2 separate regions of the Homo sapiens genome follow, and region 2 is linked to region 1. Evidence: chromatin loops called from intact Hi-C (ENCODE). Cell type or tissue: PC-3. All regions are shown on one strand. Links, peaks and the distances in the headings refer to the core of each region. The heading gives the core; the rest is flanking DNA. Region 1 holds the start of LOC101928688 (a long non-coding RNA gene). Region 2 has its middle 15 kb from the start of YAE1.

What was found. A loop is a pair of places that touch in the nucleus more often than their neighbours do. Peaks named below come from ENCODE experiments on the same cell type or tissue, not always from the same donor. Only the 100,000 strongest peaks of a DNase experiment are listed, where the experiment ranks them.
Region 2: it touches region 1 in a loop (2.7-fold over the local background); 3 of 110 quality-filtered maps call a loop at or near these places.

The regions. Positions count from the first base shown.
Region 1 is chr7:39,828,694-39,839,891 of GRCh38, reverse strand. It overlaps LOC101928688 (a long non-coding RNA gene), which reads right to left and starts at 9,132. Exons shown (of 9, transcript XR_001745176.2): 1 at 8,914-9,132; 2 at 3,680-3,801; 3 at 2,981-3,192. It also overlaps the pseudogene LOC100422519 and the pseudogene SSBP3P1. In PC-3, for the core only: no CTCF peak of the experiment used is centred there; no DNase peak of the experiment used is centred there; H3K4me3 peaks cover 520 bases; H3K27me3 peaks cover 1,999 bases.
Region 2 is chr7:39,575,394-39,586,591 of GRCh38, reverse strand. It overlaps a transcript of YAE1 not described here. Among named protein-coding and RNA genes, the nearest start is that of YAE1, 15 kb to the right of the region's middle. RefSeq lists enhancers at 6,145-6,194, 6,215-6,294. In PC-3, for the core only: CTCF peaks have their summits at 5,813 and 6,013 (motif pointing left); a DNase peak (open chromatin) is centred at 5,981.

The DNA.
Region 1 (11,198 bases), core at 966-8,965:
GAGCAACTGGAAGAGTTGCCATTCACCCAAGTAGGAAAGACTACAAGAGGAGCAGATGTGAGGACAGATGTCAGTAGTCCAATGTTGGACCTGACAAGTGTGTGATACCCAATAGCTAACCAAAGAGAGATGTCAAGTAGGCAGGTTGACAGGAGGTCTGGAATTAAGAAGAGAAATCTGAGCTGGAGACATACATTTGGAAATCACTAGCATACACACAGTAGAAAAAGTCATGAGAAAGAAGATCGAGGACAGAGCCCTGGGAAACAACAATGTGCAAAAAGTGAAAGATGAGGAGGAGCAAGAAAAACAGACCATAATGGATGGACTAGAAAGGCAGGTGGAAAAGCCAGATGAGGGAGTGAGGTCCTGAAAGCCGAGTGAAGACACTGTCGTGGAGGAGAGTGTCCTCCATTAGGTTGTTGACAGGTTAAATAAAATATTTATTTAATAAAATAAAATAAATATTGCTGACAGGTTAAATAAAATAAGGTGTAAGAAAAAAATGCCTAGATTTATTAGAGAGAAGACTAGCGATAACCTTGAGAAAACAACTTTGGAGGAGTGCTGGGATTGAAGACTACTGGCATGAAATCAAAAATGAATGGAAAAAAAATTGAGTCCGTGAGTGTAGACAGTTCTTTCAGGGACATCACGAGTATGGATTATCTAATTTTCTTCTTGTTTACCTGTAGTTTTCAAATTTTATATAACAATTACATACTTTATTAAATATTTTTAAGGTTTTAAAAATATATAATAATTTTAAACAATTATGTTTTCAAGGTTTTTAAAACTATACATATATGGCATTTAAAAATGCCAGACTGAAATATATTAAATAATAAATTCATAAAATTATAGCACTAAAAGTCCCCCTGAACATTTCTAGATTGCATAAATTGATTATCATTTTGTTCATGCCTATACATAAAAACCAAGGAATACTAAAAGTTTCAAGGGGAGTATTTCTTGCTTGATAAATATAAGCCAATTCTAAAACAGTTGATACTCATCAAATATATAAAGTAACTGGTCACAGTAAAATACTATTTTATTAACGGGAATAAAAGGGGACAAATCCAGAAAATAATCTTATTTTATAAAAAAATTTTTTTAAATCATATGAAGTCACTGTTGAAAAATATGGTGAGATGCATACTGAAATATATTCTCTTTTCAAAGGAAGGATAATGGCATACATGCAGTGTACTTTTACAAAGAGGATTCACTGCATTAGCAGCACCCTCCTTTTAGCACAAGGGTCAGCAATTCAGCACTGTTGGCCAAATCCAGCCCACTTCCTGTTTTTATAAGTACAGTTTCTTGGAACACAGCCACGCTTATTCACGTTGTAGTCCATAAAGCCAATTAGCCGGGTGTGATGGTGCACACCTGTGGTCCCAGCTAGTAGACAGGCTGAGGTGGGAGGATCCCTGGAGCCCAGAAAGTCAAGGCTGCAGTGAGCCATGATCATGCCACTGGACTCCAGCCTGGCCAATAGAGTGAGACCCTACCTCAAAAAGATAAACATGGTCCATAGAGCCTAAAATATTTACTAACTGGCTCTTTGAGGAAAAAGCTGGCCAACTCCTGCTTTAGTAGATCAAAAATCCTTTGATGTATTTTAACAAGTTTTACCCAATACACTAAAATGTTTCTATGGAATATAGATCCTCATGTGTAATCCCTTGGGAATATTCAGATTCAGGGTCCAATATTTCAGGACTCAGGCACTGAGAACAAAAAGCCAAAATTTAATAACTAACAATCTTGTTGTTAACAAGGTTCAGTGTCTATGTGGCATGTAGCCTCCATTTGCAACACAGCAGATATTACAAGAATTCTAACAAAATTGTCTTCAGATGTGTCGTCAAACTAAATGCTTTAAATACATTTTAATTGTGAAATAATCAGTACACTCTAGATCTAACCTCATTTTTTAAAAAATGGTTGCATACTCCATTATTTTCTGGGTATGAAAACTGAGCTATTTCCTATTGATAAGGATTTAGACTAGCTCCAACTTTTTGATGTAATAATGCTATAATAAATGTCCTTATTTACAAGTATATATGTAACATATCTATACAAATATCCTTAACATACAAATATATCCTTAATATGTTATATATATATGTGTGTGCTTGTGTATTAGCCTTGAGTGTTATGTAGTATAGGTAGTAAGTGTCCTTAACATGTTTGTGTGTGTACACAAGTCATGTTCCTGTAGAGTCTAGCCCTAGAAGTGAAGTTCTTAGGTTAAAGGAATGACATATCTGAAATTTTGATACATGCTACTAAATTAACGTTCAAAATGTATGTACCGACAGTCTATGAAAATGTCTTTTTCAATGAGATCATATCCTTTGAAGCAACATGGATGGAGCTGGAGGCCATTATTTTAAGGAAACTAACACAGGAACAGAAATTCGCATACTGCATATTCTCACTCATTAGTGGTGGCTAAACAATGAGAACACAGGGACACAAAGTGGAGAACACAGGGACACAAAGTGGAGAACAACAAACACTGGGGCCTACTTGAGGGTGGAGGGTGGGAGGAGGGAGAGGACCAAAAAACTACCTATCAGGTATTATGCCTATTATCTGGTTGATGAAGTCATCTGTACCCCAAATCCCCATGATACAGTTTACCTATCTAACAAAACTGCACATATAACCCTGAAGTCAGATGGGGCATGAAATGACATGGCAAAAAAAATAAATGTTCACAAGAAAAGAAAAGAAAATGCCTTTTCCCTCACATTTGCCAATACTGGTTATTATTTTTCAAATAAATTATCAATGATTGGAAAAAGTGGTAACTCATTGTTTGCTGATTGGCATTTTTCTGATTCCAGGCAAGACTGAATATCCCAGTAAAAGTATGAAATTTGTTCAACATGAATATTAGCCCAAATTAAGATTAGTTTTATAGCACGTAAGTATCTCCTGTTAAATGTTGCCATAGGCTTACCTTTGATACTTCTCATTCTCTGTCCTAGGAAATTGCTGATTTTCAGGTTTTTCACTCTTTCTTTGTGGAATTAGTTCATCAACACCATTGCCAGCAGCATCAGTCAAGTTTTCTGATAATCCCATGTTGTTACTTCCATGCTTCTTCATTTCTCCTTCAATCTTAAGTGGAAGTTTGGTATTAGGGGTGATTACTACTTTCTAAATTCTGGGCTGAAAATATAAGAAAATAATTCCTTTAGGCATATACAGAGGTGAGAAAGTAAAGTCAAGGCATCGTCTTTTATGTTTTAACATCGCTGAATGCTTGTATTTTGAAATAACAAGAATAATGACAGACGATACCCCAGAATACAAAAGTGATTCTATGTCTCCCTCTTCTTATCCCAATGTGGATGTCGTATCTATAAAATGTTATTCACAGATATATTCATGAGAACATTTATCACTGTGCATTTCATAATAAATACGTATACAAGTCTGTCTCCATTAATGAAAATTTCAATAAAATAAAAGTAATAACAAAAACACTTTCAGAGGGTTGAAGTATAATAGTTTCAGAAAGAAGAAGGTGTTAGAATGAAGAAAGACAGGAAAATTATTTAAAAGAAATAAATATGACATTTGGGACTATCTACTTGAATGGTTTTTAATAACAGCATTTAAGCACAGGAAAATTCTCAGATATTCACTAACTTACCACTTCTACCATCTTTGTGAACAAAACGTAAATTTGACGTTACTGGTTTGCTCTTGTGGAACACTTTCAATAACATCAATATCATTTTGTCTTTTTGCACTTGCTGATTTAGTTGTTTCTTCCTATGAAAAACAAACCAAAAAGCTTTGGAAAACATTGTATTTATTCACCCACCCACTCAATCAGTCAACCAGTAAGACAACAAACATTCACTGTGTCTGCTGAATCATAGGCAATATCCTGGGAGAAGCTGAAAACATATATAGAAGAGACTCTTCCTTAATATTTGAGTAGGGGTAGAGATATATGGAAACAAACAAAAACAAAACAGTATAGTTCACTAGTTCTACAACTGAAGTTAATAATGGACAGTAAGGGCTCAAAGAAAACAATGGTCGGTTATACCTGGGAAGTTCCAGAAATGCTGCAAAGATAGGGCCTATTTTGAAAGAAGGACAAAGTGCAGAGAGTGAGGATGTGAAGGGTTTCTAGACAGGGCAGTATGAGCAAAGGTATGAGGCATGAAATGAGAAACGACATGGCAAATGAGGGGTGTTAAAGTAATGCAGGAAAACTGGAACCTAGTCAGAGGGAGTGAGATGGAGAAATAAAATGGGAGAATCAGGCCAAACCACAAAAGATATGTGCCATGCTAGAATGTGAACTTCCCCATCATGTAATGGGGATCCACTCATAAACAGATGAGTTACAGCATCATAAAATATCTTAGAAAGGCCACCCTGGCAGCATTGTAATGATAACTGAACATGGCATGGGATGGGGGAGGGACAAAACTAGACAAGAGTATTTCAAAATGATGGGTCAAAGTGAATTATAGCAGTGAGATATGAAAAACGGTAAGCAGGTGGAAAAAGTATAACTTGTGAGTGACTGGATTGGTGATTTGAGGGAGTGCTGGAATGCGAGATTTTTCCTGTTTCAATGTTTCAGTTCTATTTACTAGATGTTACTTCCTAGGATGGGAAAATCAGATGACAGAGCAGATTACAAAAAGTCAGGAGAAGGTCAAGGACAATGTCTTCAGTGTGGGACAAGTCAAATTGAGGCACTCAGGGTGTAGGAGTGGGTGACCTTACTTGGGAAAAGCATATGGTGTTAAGAAAAGAAATATTTGTAAAATATACTGCACTGGTAGAATTAACTCATGAAAACCTATATACAAGTCTGAAATTTTGAAAATGGAAAGAAGAGGAGGGAAATAACATGAGATTCAATTTCTCAATTACATATTTCTTTTTTTTTTTTTGAGAGTTTTGTCCTTCATGTTTTATGGAATAAAAAGTTTGGCCTTTTTATTGCATGAAACTAAAATTGGGAAAGGTAGGGGGCGTGGATGGGGTGGGAGGGGGTTTAGGGGAGCAGGGAGATGCCCTCCCCACCAGCTCCTGGATAATAACACCTCACTTCTTGCATAATTTCTGGCGTCTTCCCGCCTGCAATGCCGGCTCTCTCAGCGTCTCGGAGAAGGGGGGATCACACACTCATCGTCATGCTTGGAGAATAATTGTCATTCTGAAAGGAGTGGAGGAAGCTCCCTCCTAGCTCGCCGTCATCTCGAGGGGTGCCTGGAGGATTGCTAATGCCACTTATGTTGTTAGGAGAATTTTTTGGAAGTCCGTCTATGTCGCCTGACCCTAATGATCCATTCATGTGGTGTGGCTCCATGCCACCCATGCCGCCCATCGGACCGTCCGAGCCGGGACCCATCGGGAAGTTGGACCTGCCGCCAGGTCATTGTGTAGATGTTGTCACTGGAATTTGTTGAATCTGCGGGACTGGGCATAATGGGTGTTCCTGGAGGGCCGCCACCACCGGGGGTCCCACATAGGTACCAGGTGATGAGGAGGAATATGGAATTGAGTTAGCACTGTTAGGATTGGGCCAGGGTCTGCCAGCTCCCGGGCCCATGTTAATCCCGGGCATGGCGGGCCGAGGGAGTTGGGTGGTGGTCTCATGCCGCTGCCGTAATTCTGTGGGCCGGGACCCATGGGCCCCATGCCTCGGGGAGGGTTCATTCTCTGCATTGATCCTCCCATGTTGGGGTGGCCTTGTTGTCGTGTGGGATCCATAGAATTGGGCAGCAATGGCTGTGTCCCAAGAACTCCTCCCGGAGGCTGGTTTCCCATTCTGATCGGGGGCCCGGGGCCGCCTACGTATCGCGGTGACATAAAAGGCTGACTGTGGGGTCCCATCATGCTGCTAGGATTGTGAGGTGGAGGCTGTGCGTGCGGCGAGGGCTGTGACCCCGGAGGACCCTGAAAGAAACCTGGCGGGATGGGGCCTCCCGGCATCCCATCGTTGGGGGGAATGTTGCCAAGCACGGGGCTCGGGGCAGCTGCTGCACTATAATCATGAAAGGCTTTTGCTTCACTTGAATGTTCACAAGTGTCTCTCCTTTGAGGAGCTGCACAGTAAAGGTCCCCAAATACACACCACCACGAGTGCAAAAACCCAGGCGGTTCTCCCAACGTGATGTTTTTTTCCCATCGAATCTCCGACAAGAAGGTCTCTGCAGATTTCTGTACTCTTACGTGCAGTAAATATTCGTAGACGTATGAAGCTAACTTTTCCCAAGCCTGCCCATCCGAGGGCACCGCCGAGCCTCTGCCTTTGGCAAACATGGTTTGCAGGGAAGAGGGCGCCGAGCCTCGCCGCCGCCGCCGCTACCGCTCCGGCTCTCCCGCGCTGCTCCTCGCTCCCGGCCCCCTCCCCGGCGCTCGCTCGCTCTCTCGCTCGCTGGCGCTCTCCTCGCCGCGCTCCCCTCCCTCCCCACCAGGCGCTGGCTCCGCGCTCTTTCCAGCTGTCAAAGCGTCAGCCCGGGCCGCGGCCCCATCGCCCTGGAACTCCTTCGGCGCCGGCTCGGCCTGGGGGTGCCGCCGCCGCCCGCACGGCCGCCCGCTCTCCGCTCGCTCGCGCGCCCGCCCGGCTCCGCCTGCGCCGCCCTCTGCGCCTCCAGCGCCGCCGCCGCCGCCGCCGCCCTCTCAATTACATATTTCAACATTTGTTTCAAGGATATAAAATATACTTGTTTTAATATATGCTAATATTTTTGGAATATTATGGTCATATACATTTTATATTGAATGAAAAGATTTCATTCTAAGACCTCAATTCAAAATTCTGCAAGAACACTCCTTTTTAAAAATTAATTTTTAAAGTTTTACATTGTAAGAAAAGCTTTTGTCATTATAGAATTATGAGGCATTTTTAGGTACTACTACGATGTAAGAAAGAAATGTAAATCCTATTTTCAAAATCAAATGGTTTTCTCATTCCCCTGTAAACATACTAATAGTTCTAATTTCCCATTGACACCATATAGAATGGTAGTTAAAAGTTGGAGAAAGGATCTAGTACAAAAAAACAAAGCTATGATTATCCCGATTGATGATTTAAAAGTTTTTATATACATCAATCATTGTCAAGCAGGACCCAAAGGAAAATCATCAAGTATGCTAACGTACATGGGGAAATACAGATATATAACAGAGATTTTTGTTTATAATATATCCCTAATAATACTCTACAATTAGTTTGCTGTAAATATTTCTCTAAGAGCTTAATTTTATACCATAAAACAATACATTCAAGTATTTAAACATGGTCATCTACAACTACCTGAAAGATGGACCATTATTACTATAGAGAGGGAGAGAGAAATGGAAAAAGAAATGTTCCATAAACTTTCCACTTGGAGAAATAATTAGTAATCATAATTCTAAAGTGTAATCTATGGCTTGAAAAGATATATTTAGTAGAACATGGGTTGGGGTTTAAAAAGTTTAAAAATTTTAAATCTCAAATCCTAACCTAAGCTTATAGTTGGACGATACTGCAAAGTATACTGTAACCCTCTTTCCTATTTGATGGCATATTTCTTTCTTATTTATGACATATTTTCCCAATATAACTCATCTGAATTTATACATCCTAAACATTGAAAGGGACTATACATTTAAGCCATACTTTAGAAATGCCATAGATTTAATTATTAGGTATGTATCTCATGTTAATTGTAACATTCCATTATATAGAAATCCTTTTGTCTGTTCAAGTATTCACATTACAAAATATTAAAATGCTTCTTACAGGCAATACTTTATTCTAGCTACTCCAGGATATAAACAGGTGTGTTTCCTAACCTCCAGTAGCTTATACTAATGCAGGGGCTTTAAAGTGATTATTTAAATAACTAAATACAAAGACTTCTTACATTTGGAGTTTTTAAATGTGATACAAAGATTTTGAGTGTAAATCTTTAATAAGTATGATGCAAAAAAATTCTGAAATCAAAGCCTTACCTTATGGTTATTAAGAGTCTCTGCTGCTAGAACTGGTTGGTATTTTGGGCAAAGCATGTCCTAGCCCATTAGTCCAAATTCTTCAATTTGAGGAGTTTTAAGTATGTTCTTAATTAAGTGACTTAGAAAACACAATGGAATCCCTTTATAATGTACATTTGGAGAAAGAAAATTTACATTTCTAAATTTCCACAATTTTTTTTTATATGAGAGAAGCAGTGTTGCTATGTTGGCCAATTTGGTCTCAAATTCCTTGGCTCAAAAAATCCTCCCACCTAAAACCCCCAAGTAGCTGAGATTGCAGGCACGTACCACAATACTCAACTAAATTTTCACAATTTCTAGTATTAGTCTAATTACAGAACCAAGGATAGAAATAGGGAAAGAGTGCTATCCTAAGAAGTATATGATACCAAAATATTAACTGTCCAAAAAAAAAAAAGAAACTATATGCTATCTGCTGTACAGTTTTGGAACTAAAACGCACCAGGGAGAGTCCATGATTACTATGATAAGAATTTATTTAGGCATAAGTATTATAAAAGTCATGTTAGTATGAATTTAAAAGTCACAGAAAGCATACTCATCCAAATAAACCCTGACCACATTTCAAATTTCCTGTATTGTGAGAAAGCTTAGCCAAATATAATTTTTCTGTCACAATATAATCATTTTCCAGCACATTCCTTTTCTCACCCACACACCCTCTTAGTATTTAACAATCTATTATTTACCAAAGTACAATTTTTACAAATTCAATTATTCATATTTCTTTAAAATGCTTTTTTGTAACCAACTTTCCATTACAAACATAAAACAATGACAGGTTGACCACTGCTAAATTTTAAGAGTAAATTATATAGAAAACTAGATTCATAATGAGAAAATTAATTTCACATGTGAGCACTTTACCTTGATATCACAATCACGGTCTTCCTTAGCTGATGTAGGCTGTAAATCATTGATCGCCTGTTTGCCGGAAAGCCTTTAGAGCAAAAATATACAACAAAAATGAGTGTGTTCATTTCTTTAAGAAAGTAATTTGCAGGTCCATACCTGAGTGTCACCTCCAAAAAAACAGAAATAGAAACAAATCTGGTGAGAGACTAGCTATCTGTATATTAATGTTGCTTAAGAAAATTAAAGGCCGGGCGCGGTGGCTCACGCCTGTAATCCCAGCACTTTGGGAGGCCGAGGCGGGCGGATCACGAGGTCAGGAGATCGAGACCATCCCGGCTAAAACGGTGAAACCCCGTCTCTACTAAAAATACAAAAAATTAGCCGGGCGTAGTGGCGGGCGCCTGTAGTCCCAGCTACTTGGGAGGCTGAGGCAGGAGAATGGCGTGAACCCGGGAGGCGGAGCTTGCAGTGAGCCGAGGTCCCGCCACTGCACTCCAGCCTGGGCGACAGAGCGAGACTCCGTCTCAAAAAAAAAAAAAAGAAAAGAAAATTAAAATTTGGCCTCTGTTGTAGATTTTAGTTACTTATTTCTATTTCCACCTCTCCCAACCTATGAAATAGTCAAGACCCACGCATAGTTCCGTAACAAATCATGGCAGCCAATACACTGGCATAGTCTGAGAATAATTTGTCTTCACAAATTGTATGTCCTACAGGCTGAGCTGAAAATCCAATTAATTGCTGACATAATTTTTAATACCTGAACTGGAACAAACCTGATAATCTAAAACAAGGTAGAAAAATATAGAGTCTCCTCTTCTTCATTTATTTCTGGTTCAAAGACTAATCTCTGTCACTCAAAAATGGCAGCCTGGGTTCTTCAGCACGGAAATCACTTAAGAAGGCCTCAGTGCGGGCCAGGTGCGGTGGCTCACGCCTGTAATCCCAGCACCTTGGGAGGCCGAGACGGGTGGATCACGAGGTCAGGAGATCGAGATAAACCCCGTCTCTACTAAAAATACCAAAAAATTAGCTGGGCGTACTCGGGAGGCTGAGGCAGGAGAATGGCGGAGCTTGCAGTGAGTGGAGCTTGCAGTGAGCCGAGATCGCGGCACTGCACTCTAGCCTGGGCGGGAGGCGGAGCTTGCAGTGAGCCGAGATCGCGCCACTGCACTCTAGCCTGGGCGACAGAGTGATACTCCGTCTCCAAAAAAAAAAGAAGGCCTCAGTGCTTACCTTTACCTTGAAACATTTGAAATAATTGAAAGCTAAATATATGAAAGTCAGAGGACAAATGTCTATGTTGTTATTAAAATATTCTTCTCAGAAATATTGAAACATTAAAAATTAGAAAATCCTAGTATTTTCCCTATATAGGTCCTGTCCTATTCAGGTTCACATAAACTAGCAAGCCCTTAACAACCTTTATAGGCACTCAGATACCTAAAGAGAGGGACTGCTGAAAAAACACAGTCCTGGTAGTTGTACAGCTCTATGTCCCTAACTACTATTAAGTACTATCTAAATATCTTCCTTCCTTTTAGATTCCTCTTCTGCAAGATTCTATGGCAGTCTCCAACCTTTAAATCTTCAGCCAATGGAAGCACAAATTCCTAAAAGCATGGGCTCAAATAACCAAGAGTAGGAGCTATTTCCTTGCTCCCGGAAAACAAGCTAAATGCAGTCTGTTATCTGTCCCCAGCAGGTAACAGATTCAACTACCCAGCTGAAGCTCCATGACTGATTTGACAGCCAATCCTACCCCTGCCCTAGTCTGCATGGACATGGGAAAAAGTCAGTAGACTGGAAAAAGAAATAGAGGTGAGGGGACACTTGCCCTGGGCCACAGATCTGTCAAGTACAGCAAACTCTAGTCCCCTGGTACTTGAGGGGCTCTGAGCCACTCCTCTGCAAGTTGCAATGAAAGTAGATGATACGGCAGTCCTATCTGCTATGCAGACTCTTCACAGTGACTCAAATTCTTTTACCATCATTCAATAGAAACTCTGAAGTTTGTCAGCTGCTCCAATTAAACAACCAAAAAAGCAGCCACTCGTTTGCGACTTCCTTGAACCTCTTATTTTAATACGCCTTTCTAGATAACTCCCAACATCCTGTGCCCTTTCTTTCTAAAATCTATCAGACTTGTCATAAACCCCAATATTCTGACCTCTTTTCTAAAATCCTTGTTCCTACCTCAGTGTTCTCTTCAAACTAGGCCTTCCCCTACTCCTTTCATTCCTATCCTCTTCCATTGGGTTCATCAGTTGATTCCATTCTTTTCCTCTTCCACTGTG
Region 2 (11,198 bases), core at 1,728-9,727, 250 kb after region 1:
TGGGAGGCGGAGCTTGCAGTGAGCCGAGACTGCGCCACTGCACTCCAGCCTGGGCGACAGAGCAAGACTTCTTAAAAAAAAAAGAAAGAAAGAAAGAGAGAAATGATAGTTATCATTACTGGCCGGGCGCGGTGGCTCACCCCTGTAATCCCAGCACTTTGGGAGGCTGAGGCGGGCGGATCACCAGGTCAGGAGATTGAGACCATCCTGACTAACACGGTGAAACCCCGTCTCTATTAAAAATACAAAAAATTAGCCGGGCATGGTGGCAGGCGCCTGTAGTCCCAGCTACTCGGGAGACTGAGGCAGGAGAATGGCGTGAACCCGGGAGGTGGAGGTTGCAGTGAGCAGAGTTCGCACCACTGCACTCCAGCCTGGGCGACAGAATGAGACTCCATCTCTAAAAAAAAAAAAAGAGGAAAAAAAGAAGAAAAAGAGGTGGTAGTTATCATTACTGACATAGACTGATACCTAGGATATATATATTTCTTTGAGATAGGGTCTTGCTCTGTCACCCAGGCTGGAGTGCGGTGGTGCGATCGCGGCTTACAGCAGCCTTGACCTCCAAAGTTACAGTGATCCTTCCACCTCGGCTTCCCAAGTGGCTGGGACCACAGGTGCACATCACCATGCCTAATTTTTGTATTTTTTTGTAGAGATGAGGTTTTGCCATCTTGCCCGGGCTGGTCTCGAATTCTGAGCTCAAGTGATCCACCTGCCTTGGCCTCCCAAAGTGTTGGGATTACAGGCATGAGCCACCGCTCCCATCAAGATATATTTTTTAAGTGAAAAGAGCAAGCAGTTTTTGTACATTTGGTATGATTTCATTTCAGTAGGAACTTTTTGTTCACCAATGTATCTATTCCCTGAAGATAGTAGGTATTTAATAAATATCTGTTGAAGAAATACATTTCTATAAAAGGAAGTTGTGCCATTTGCTAGTCTGCACATAGAAAAAATCTGGAAGAATCTGGAGGAGTAGTGTATGAGCTTGCCAGGGCTGCAATAACGAGGTACCACAGAACGGGTGGGTTGAACAGACATTTATTTTCTCACAGATCTGGAGGCGAGAAGTCCAAGATCAAGGTGTCAGCTGGTTTGTTTTTTTCTGAGGCCCCTCTCCTTGGCTTGCAGATGGCCGCTTTCCCTGTGTTCTCACGTGGTTTTTTCCTCCGTATATGAGCATCCCTGGTATTTCTTTGTGTGTCCAAATTTCCTCTTCTTATAAGGATACTGGTCAGACTGGGTTAGGGCACACTTCTATCTCCAAATACAGTCACCTTCTGAGGTACTGAGGACTGGGGCTTCAACATGGATTTTGAGAGGACACAATTCAGTCCATAAAATATGGGATTATGAAATATTCATTTTTCCTAAATAATATTTTCTACAATGTTTCTGAATATCTAAATATTTTACTAGAAGCCCATATGGCAGACGTACCTGATAGTAATAACTGAAGCACAGCCTGAGATACTCTATGGTCTAAGAACAATGTGTTGGTCAGAATCTCCACATAAGAAATTGCAAGTGGCCAACCTGGAGACTCGCTCCTTATCTATGAAGGACATTTGAACCTCTGGGCCATTCCCTGTAATGCAGGACATGCAAGGAACTGAGGCACTTTGTTTTGGGTTAAATGGAGTTTTGCTAGGTGGAGGCTGCTAAGTGGAGGTTATGAGGTGGAGGGTGCTAAGTGAAAATGCTATATAAATTGCATGATTTTTGTTGTTGTTGTTGAGATGGGGTCTTACTTTGTTGCCCATGCTGGTCTCAAACTCCTGGCATCAAACGATCCTCCCAACCCGGCCTCCCATAGTGCTGGGATTACTGGCCAGAGTCACCATGCCTGACCATACTACATGCTTTTTACAAATGATAGCAGTGTTCCTGTCCAGCCCACTGCCACTGGACCATCCCTGTATAAAAGTCCTCAATAAACTCTACATCTCGTTTGCTGGCACCAGGTCTCTTCTTTGGCCTCTTGGACACAGTGCCATCCCCACAGGAGTCAATCGGGGTCAGCACAATAGGCCCTAATTGTTTTATAATATAGAAAGGCAATAAATTAGGATAAGGGAAAAAATACTGTGTTTACATTTAAAATATAGTTAATTACAGGCTTTGATACTTATAAACAGATTTTTCATTTATATGAACATCTCCTGGGGCATTTGAAAGTCATGAAGGATGCAGGGCAATTCTTTTTTGTGCACTATTGACCTGGACATTGCAGGACATACAGCATCTCCTCCCCATAACTATTGCTAGTAGTACCCCCTTTCCATCACTCTGGCGAACAAACAAAAAATATGCCCTGAGAGTTTCCAAAAACTTTCTTATTGATCACCCCCACTTTAAAGTATAATTTTATATGAACTTTGCAAATGTTTAAAAGGTTTTCTTATTTTTCCTCCTTCCTTAGTTTTCTTTTAAAATAATAATGGGGTGGGGGGTGGTGAGGAGAAATCATGCTAATTACCTTTAGTTCTGCCAGAGGGAAGCTTGGCTGTGTCTGAGTCATGGCAGAGTTTCATGATAGCGGTTGTGTAAAGACAGTTAAACCTCTTGCAGCTTATTCAAATTCTTACAATTTATTCAAATTGCAGGTATGATGTTCAGGAGAAAATACAATAATAATAGCTAATGTCTAGTGAGTTGTGAACATGTAGCAGGCAGTGTCCTAAGTGCTCCATATATGCAGATTCTTTACAATAACCCTAGGAGGTAGGTCTGACAGATGAAGAAACAGGCACAGGAAAGTGAACTGACCTGTAAACGATGAAGCTGTGCTTCAAAGCAATCACCAAACAAGGGCTTTACATACATAATTGCACGTAATCCCCACAGAAACAATGATGTCACTACCATTACCTCCATTTTATAGATCTTACACATTTGGAAAGTAGGAGGCTCAGATCTCCTGGGAAATACATGGCTTATAGGCACACTGTTATTAACATGTACAAAATAATGGCAAAGAAGGCCAAAGTTATTGCCACAATCAAATCAATGTGGAGAACCAAATAAATTCTGTAAATATCATATTCTCTTTCAAATCTATGTTAAGTTAAAGATCAGTCACTTCTCATAGAATTTTCTGAGGTCCTGCCTGAGTATCTTATTGGATATTGTGGAGAAGTGACTTATGAGTATGATTTTGATTTTCCCCTGGAGTTAATGAAAAATAACTCAATTGGGCTAAGAGTTACCCCTGTTTTGTAAACTGGTCTTTCTCTTTTAAAACAGAAGCAATATTGTGACAAATGCAATAAAGAACTTTATTTTGTTAAGAGCAGGCACTCCCAGAGTTTTATCTGCAAAATATACATTTTTGTATAATATGTCCACATGTATACATTTTATGACTTTCACTTAAAAATATAACATATTCCTTGTTTCTATAGTTCTCATAATGATAACTTTTAATGGGTGCATAACATTTCTTTGAGTGGATGTTATAATAATTTACTCAATTTTTAAAATTGTTGATCATTTGGGTTATTCTAATTTTTCTCTACTCTAGATTGAATGCAGCAACCAATAGCTTTGCGCTGCAAGTTTTTAAAATCACCTTTATAATTCCTTTAACTAAATTCCTAGAAGTGGGATTTTTACGTAAATGTATATAAATGGCTTTGATTTGATACATCTTCTGCTATACCAAATGGAAAGCTATACCGATCTTTGGCATCTTTCTCTGTCAGCTTCTCCATTCATTCTTTCTATCAGCTGAACACCATCTGTCAATGGCAACTTACTTTGCCTGACTTTCTCAAGTTGTCCCTGGTTACTTCCTTGGAGACAAAGCAACCTGTGATGAGGTCAGAAGTATCATGTTCACACTAAAGAGGCAAGGTCTCTGATGAGTAGCTGAGTGAAATCCCATCTCTGACCTCAGTGCTTCTGCTACCTTTCATGAAGGCCATCCTTTGTTCCAGCACACTGACAGAAATAAAAAACGCTCTCTAAGCTGACAAATGGGGTGGGTCATAAGTGAACATTGTGACAGATTTCAGACATCATACAGACCTCATATTGGCCTATAAGATAAAAATCACAGACTAATAATATATCGTTTGGCAGCTTGAATGACAAAACAATGTGATTTTAAATGAAAATACTTTTAATTGGCTTCTACAAATGAATTAAATGAGTTTTCCTTCTACATTCAATTCTATTGCAGTCATTTCTAAACAGCTGATAGGTTAAAATTATATGGTTAGTTAAAATAACTATTTTTAACTAATTTTTTTTTTGGCTGGGCATGGTGGCTCATGCCTAGAATTCAAGCACTTTGGGAGGCCGAGGGAGGAGGATCACTTGAGCCCAGGAGTTCTAGACTAGCCCAGGCAACACAGTGAGGCCCTATCTCAACAATGACAACAACAAAAATGACAACAACAAAATTAGCCCGGCATGGTATAGTCCTATCAATAGTCTGATCTTTCCAGAAAGAATATCACCAAAGTACTAATCAGAACTACCTACAGACACAGTTCTCAGAAGCTGGTGTAGTGCCTGTAGTCCCAGCTACTTGGGAGGCTGAGGCAGGAGGATTGCTTGAGCCCAGGAGATTGAGGCTGCCATAAGCTGTAATTGTACCACTGCACTCCAACCTTAGTGACAGAGTGAGACTCCATCTCTTAAAAAAAAAATTAACTTTTACTTTTTAAAAAGCTATTTTTATGGTTATTTTCTTGTTTTTTATTTTTTTTTTGAGACTGGGTCTCACTCTGTTACCCAGGCTGAAGTGCAGTGGCAGGATCACGGCTCACTGCAGCCTTGAACTCCTGGGCTTAAGCCATCCTTCTGCCTCAGCCTTCCCAAGTAGTTGGGACCATAGGTGTGCACTACCATGCCCGGTTGATTTTGTATTTTTTGTAGAGATGCGGTCTCCCTATGTTTCCCAGGCTGGTCTTGAACTCTTGGGTTCAAGTGATCCACCTGTCTCAGCTTCCCAAAGTGCTGGGATTATAGGCATGAGCCACCGTGCCAGGGTGGTTAGTTGTTAATAATAATTTGCTGTTCCATGGTGTAATTTTTAATTACAGGTTAGAGAGTTTTTGGTTATTTCAGAATCTGATTTTGGAAGAAAGGTGTTTTGCAATGCCTCCAAATAAGAAAAAGAAGATATTTTATTTTCAGGTTATTTACATTATACCCCAATTTCAGTCATTTTGCTTTATTGGCAAAAGCTATCATTATACTATTGTCAAATCTCTCATATTTCATTATTACAAGCAATTTGACAACTCATTTGTTTTGTGTTTAAAAATCTATCTAGAACCATATATTTCTTTTATAAATAACAAAGCCATGTTACATAGATAACGATGACTATGTCATTAATAAGGAAACAGGCTTAACTATTCTAGAGTTGTATTTGATGAGAGGAAAACCTAGTTGGTTGTCGATTTGTTGACTAAAAAGAGAAGAGTTGTGATATATTTGAGTAGGTTAACAAAGTTGTTGTCTCTCCCTATGTTTACATCCTGAAAAGTTGTGTTTGTGTGTGTGAGAGAAAAAGAGAGAGTGAGATCAAGAGATGAACTGCAAGTGTTGTTTGAAACAGTTTAGGTGCAGTCCTGCTTGGCAAGTAGAGATGCTTCCTGCAGGTGAGGTTAGAATTTTACATTGCTTCTGATTGAAGGCTGCATGCTTTGGGTTCTAGGTGTTTACTTTTAGGCCTCAGAGCTTTGGAAAAAAGGTGCTTTTTTCTTTTGAACAGGTTTTCTTATGATCAGTTATTTTGATTTAGAAAAATTCTCAGCCTAGAATTTAAACAAGAACAGGAGGATCCTAATTTCTTATTTGTCGACATACCCCAAAAGCCCTCCTCATCCACCCAACTTCACAAATGGCTCAATCTGTCTGGTATAGCTTTAGGGATAATCACTAGCTTCTTGTACTTGTGACCATGAGGTCTAAGCAAAGGGCACATTACCAAGGAATGAAACACGTGCTAACTTATCAGGGTGCACGAGCACCACCTAGTGGCCTTGAACTAACTCAACAGCTTCTTCGAAAGAAAGAGGATCCAAAGGTCCAAGGCCTCTCTCAGTGGTGAGTTGCATACACATGCATGAAAGCACCAGGATTCAACTTCCGCAGAACTCAATCTGTAGGTAGTTCTGATTAGTACTTTGATCTTCTTTTTGGAAAGAGCAGACTATTTATAGGGCAAGAAAACGGAGTGTTACACACTGAGGACTCTTGGCTCTTTTTGGCAGATCTGCAGCAGTATGCACATATGTGAGTGGTGAGCTAACACCCTTCCTTTCAGTTGAATAGGAATATGTAAAAGCTAGACACATCATCACAAAATGAGTGACATAAACTATCTTCCCGTTTGGAGGATAGAAAGTCTAAGAAGTCCGAGGAGAATTTAGTTTCTCCTTTAGTATATGTGCTAAACCACTTTCTACATAATATTCTCCCCTCGAGTAGGCAGGGACCATCTCTTTTTCTACATGTATAGCAAACAAATCTGGTAAATTTTTTGTTCCTTATAACTGTTGGTTATTATGCTTTTTTTGTTTTTTTAGACACAGGGTCTCACTCTGTTGCCTAGGCTAGAGTGCAGTGGTGCGATCACAGCTCACTGCAGCCTCAAGCTCCTGGGCTCAGGTGATCCTCCCACTTCAGCTTCCCAGGAGGCTGGGACTACAGGTTGCATGCCACCATGCCTGGCTATTATTATTTTGGTAGTGACAGGCTTTTGCCATGTTGCCCAGGCTGGTGTGGTCTCAAACTCCTGGGCTCAAGTGATCCTTCCAACTCAGCCTCCCAAAGTGCTGCGATTGTAGGTGTGAGCTATAGACACGTAGCTCGGCTATTACATACATTTTTAAAATAAAAATAATACTTGCTGACTGGGGAAGACTTGAAAAATGCAGAAAAGCAGGATTTTTTTTTTTTTTTGAGACAGAGTCTCACTCTGTTGTCCAGGCTGGAGTGCAGTGGCGTGATCTCAGCTCACTGCACCCCCACCTCCTGGGTTCAAGCGATTCTCCTGCCTCAGCCTCCTGAGTAGCTGGGATTACAGGTGCCTGCCATCACACAAGACTAATTTTTGTATTTTTAGTAGAGATGGGTTTTTGCCATGTTGGCCAGGCTGGTCTCGAACTCCTGACCTCAAGTGACCTGTCCACCTCGGCCTCTCATAGAAAAATAGAAATTAACAGCAAAGTAAACACATAGCTCACAGTCCCCCTACTAAACACAGTCACTGCTACCATGTTATTATTTAGTAAGCATCCACCCTGAGTACACACTCTGGAACCAGGCTTGCCTTGGTTTAAATCTCAAGTGGGCCATTTAGTAGCTACAAACTGGACACATTACTTAGCCTTCTTGGTGCCTCGATTTCCTAATCTCTAAGATGGGCATAAAAGCAGCTCTGCAGGAGAGGGCTATTATGAGGATTAAAGAAATTAATATATGTAAAGCTTTTAGAATATAGTGCCTACATATAGTAAACACTGCCTGCGTTAACCATTACTTCCCCTCTCTTTTTCCTCCAGCTCCTTACTGTTATTAGAACTATGCACCAGGGATCCTGCTAGAAACTAACATCTTGGTTTGTTTTCACCTAGTTTTTGCCTTTGTGTAGTTTCTTTCTGCACTTTCTTAGTAGCGGAAACTATACTAAAACATAATTTTGTATTTTTTAAAGTTTTGCTATATTGTAATATTAACTTATTCATTGTAAAATTTGTAATGACTGGTAAATGCTATTATATTAACGTAACTGTTTAGCCTGGTGTATGACGATGTAGTCTCCGGAATTGGTGGATTCTTGGTCTCACTGACTTCAAGAATGAAGCTGCAGACCCTCGCGGTGAGTGTTACAGTTCTTAAAGGTGGTGTGTCCGGAGGTTGTTCCTTCTGATATTCAGACGTGTTCGGAGTTTCTTTCTTCTGGCGGGTTCATGGTCTCACTGGCTTCAGGAGTGAAGCTACAGACCTTCGCGGTGAGTGTTGCAGCTCATAAGGCAGCGCGTCTGGAGTTGTTCATTCTTCCAATGGGTTCGTGGTCTCGCTGGCCTCAGGAGCGAAGCTGCAGCCCGTTGCAGTGAGTGTTACAGCTCACAAAGACAACACAAACCCAAACAGTGAACAGCAGAAAGATTTATTGCAAACAGCAAAAGAACAAAGCTTCCACAACATGGAACTAGACCCTTGGGCAGCCTGCAACTAGACCCTTGGGCAGCCTGCTTTTATTCCCTTATCTGGCCCCACCCACATCTTGCTGATTGGTCCATTTTACAGAGAGCTGATCGGTCTGTTTTACAGACAGCTTATTGGTCCGTTTTGACAGAGTGCTGATTGGTGTATTTACAATCCCTTAGCTAGACATAAAGGTTCTCCAACTCCCTACCAGATTAGCTAGACACAGAGCGCTGCTTGAACTAGACACAGAGTGCTGATTGGTGCATTTACAATCCTCCAGCTAGACATAGAAGTTCTCCAAGTCCCCACCAGATTAGCTAGACACAGAGCACTGATTGGTGTATTCACAAACCTCGAGCTAGACACCAAGTGCTGACTGGTGTATTCACAATCCCTTAGCTAGACATAAAGGTTCTCCAAGTCCCCACCAGATTAGCTAGACACAGAGCACTGATTGGTGTGTTTACAAACCTCGAGCTAGACACAGAGTGCTGACTGGTGTATTCACAATCCCTTAGCTAGACATAAAGGTTCTCCAAGTCCCAACTAGACTCACGAGCCCAGCTGGCTTCACCTCGTGGATCCTGCACTGGGCCGCAGGCGGAGCTGCCTCCCAGTCCCGCACCGTGCACCCGCACTCCTCAGCCCTTGGGCAGTCCATGGGACCGGGCGCAGCAGAGCAGGGGGTGGTGCTCGTTGGGGAGGCTTGGGCTGCGCAGGAGCCCACAGTGGGGGTGAGGCTAGGGCATGACAGGCTGCAGGTTCTGAGCCGTGCCCACCGGGGAGGCAGCTGAGGCCTGGCGAGAATTTGAGCGCAGTGCCGGCAGGCTGGCACTGCTGGGGGACCTGGTGCACCCTCTGCAGCTGCTGGCCCGGGTGCTAAACCCCTCCCTCCCTGCTGGCCGGCCACTCCAAGTGCAGGGCCTGCCAAGCCCACCTCCCACCAGAAGCTCACGCTGGCTCGCCACTCTCACTCCACACCTCCCTGGGAGGGGAGGGAGCCGGTTCCGGCCTCGGCCAGCCCAGAGAGGGGCTCCCACAGCGCAGCAGCGGGCTGAAGGGCTCCTCAAGCGCAGCCAGAGTGGGTGCTGAGGCCAAGGAGGCACCTAGAGTGAGAGAGGGCTGCCAGCACTTCGTCACCTCTCAATGACACAGTTTGGATATGTGGATTTTTATTAACATGCAAAATGAAGATAAACATTTTTTAGAAAGGCAAACATAAGGCAGGTGTGGTGGCTCACGTCTGTAATCCCAGCACTTTGGGAGGCCAAGGCGGGTGGATCACCTGAGGTCAGGAGTTTGAGACCAGCCTGGCCAACATGATGAAACCCCATCTCTACTAAAAATACAAAAAATTAGCTGGGTGTGGTGGCAGGCCCCTGTAATCCCAGCTACTTAGGAGGCTGAAGCAGGAGAATCACTTGAACCCAGGAGGTGGAGGTTGTAGTGAGCCGAGATTGCGCCATTGCACTCCAGCTTGGGCAACAGGAGTAAAACTCCATCTCAAAAAAGAAAAGCTAACATAAAGATTTACAAAAGAATGTAACACGATGTATTTTGGAATCCTGTTCTCCTGTTCTGGTTATATTTCCATGTTGGCTAGTAGATTCATTTTTTTTTTCTCTCATCAAGCACCACCTATGCATCTATGTACAGGGTGTGATGCTGAATGCTGGGACTATAACACTAAATAAGGGATTTTCCTGGAGAAACGTGAAGAGACACTCAAAGTGATGCAGGGGAAACATTGGGAAGAGCAATCACCTCTGCCTGATGAAGCTGAAATTTAAGCTGGTATTGGAGGGTGACAGGAATTTGCTGGGAAAGGACGTGGAATAAAGTATTCTAGGCAGAAGAGTCAGCAATGAGTAAAAATCTAAGTTGGGAATAAGCCTAGTGTGTCCATAAAGCATTGTAGTAATGCCTGTAAAGAAGTGTAGTGTGCATGGTGAATGGAAAGAGGCAGGTGGGAAAAGAAGACTGACAACACTCTTTTGGGCCCAACACTTCAACAGGTTTGGGCCAAGACCTGAAAAACAAAAACAGAAACAAAAGGGAATAAATCTAGGTTTTAAGTCAGGGAAGTAAACTGTTTTGGAAAGATAATATTGGTAAGAGACAGAATGGACAGGAAGACAGCTAGATTGTAGGTACTGACATTAGTGATGAGGCTGGTACATAAATTAATTAAAATCTGGGTGATTAGAATGAAAGGAGGCCAGACTCAAACTGTTTGAAAGATGTAAAGCAACTCAGTTAGAAGTAGGGTATGATGGCACAGGAAGGGCAGAGGAAGACTTAATGTTTCCAGCTATGGATGAACAGGGATGACATTAATAGGTGAGATCATCTGGTCAGAATATAAAAACAAAGAGGTCCAACAGTGAAACTCTGGGGAATCCCTACATCTAAGCAGCAGTCAGAGTCGGGGAGAGTTAGCAAAATGATAGGGAATAGTAATGAGCGGACAAGAAAAAGTGCTGTTGGAGAAGGCAAGGAGAAGGGATTGTATAAGCAGTGAATTGTTCATGTCCAATGATGGAGAGGAGACAAATGATAGGACTGAAAACAAGTCAGTGATGGACAGTTGTGTGACTGGCTATCAGTGACTTTAGCAAAAAGTAGTTTAAAGGTGGAGAGTGCATGAGAAATTAAGAATTTGAGACAGTGATGGCAGACTCGTGCTCCAGCATGTTTGTTCAGAAAAGGCATTACGTAGGGGCAAAATCAAGAAAGGCAACTGTTGCGGTAAAGTATCTTCATGACAGAGATTTGAGAATTTCTGTAGAACAAGAAGCCTGATTGGTGAATCACTCTCTATACACACACACACACTCACTCTCTCTCTCTCTCTCTCTCTCTCTCTCTCTCTCTCTCTCCTGTATCTTAGACTGGAAACTTAGTTCTAAGAACTAAGCTCTAACCTTAGTTGGAAGAGGGTAGAATCACAACTTAGACTGGGCTGAAGGCTTTTATTTTGGTTTCCCACAAAGCAGTTAATAAGTAGTGTAAAGGATATATAT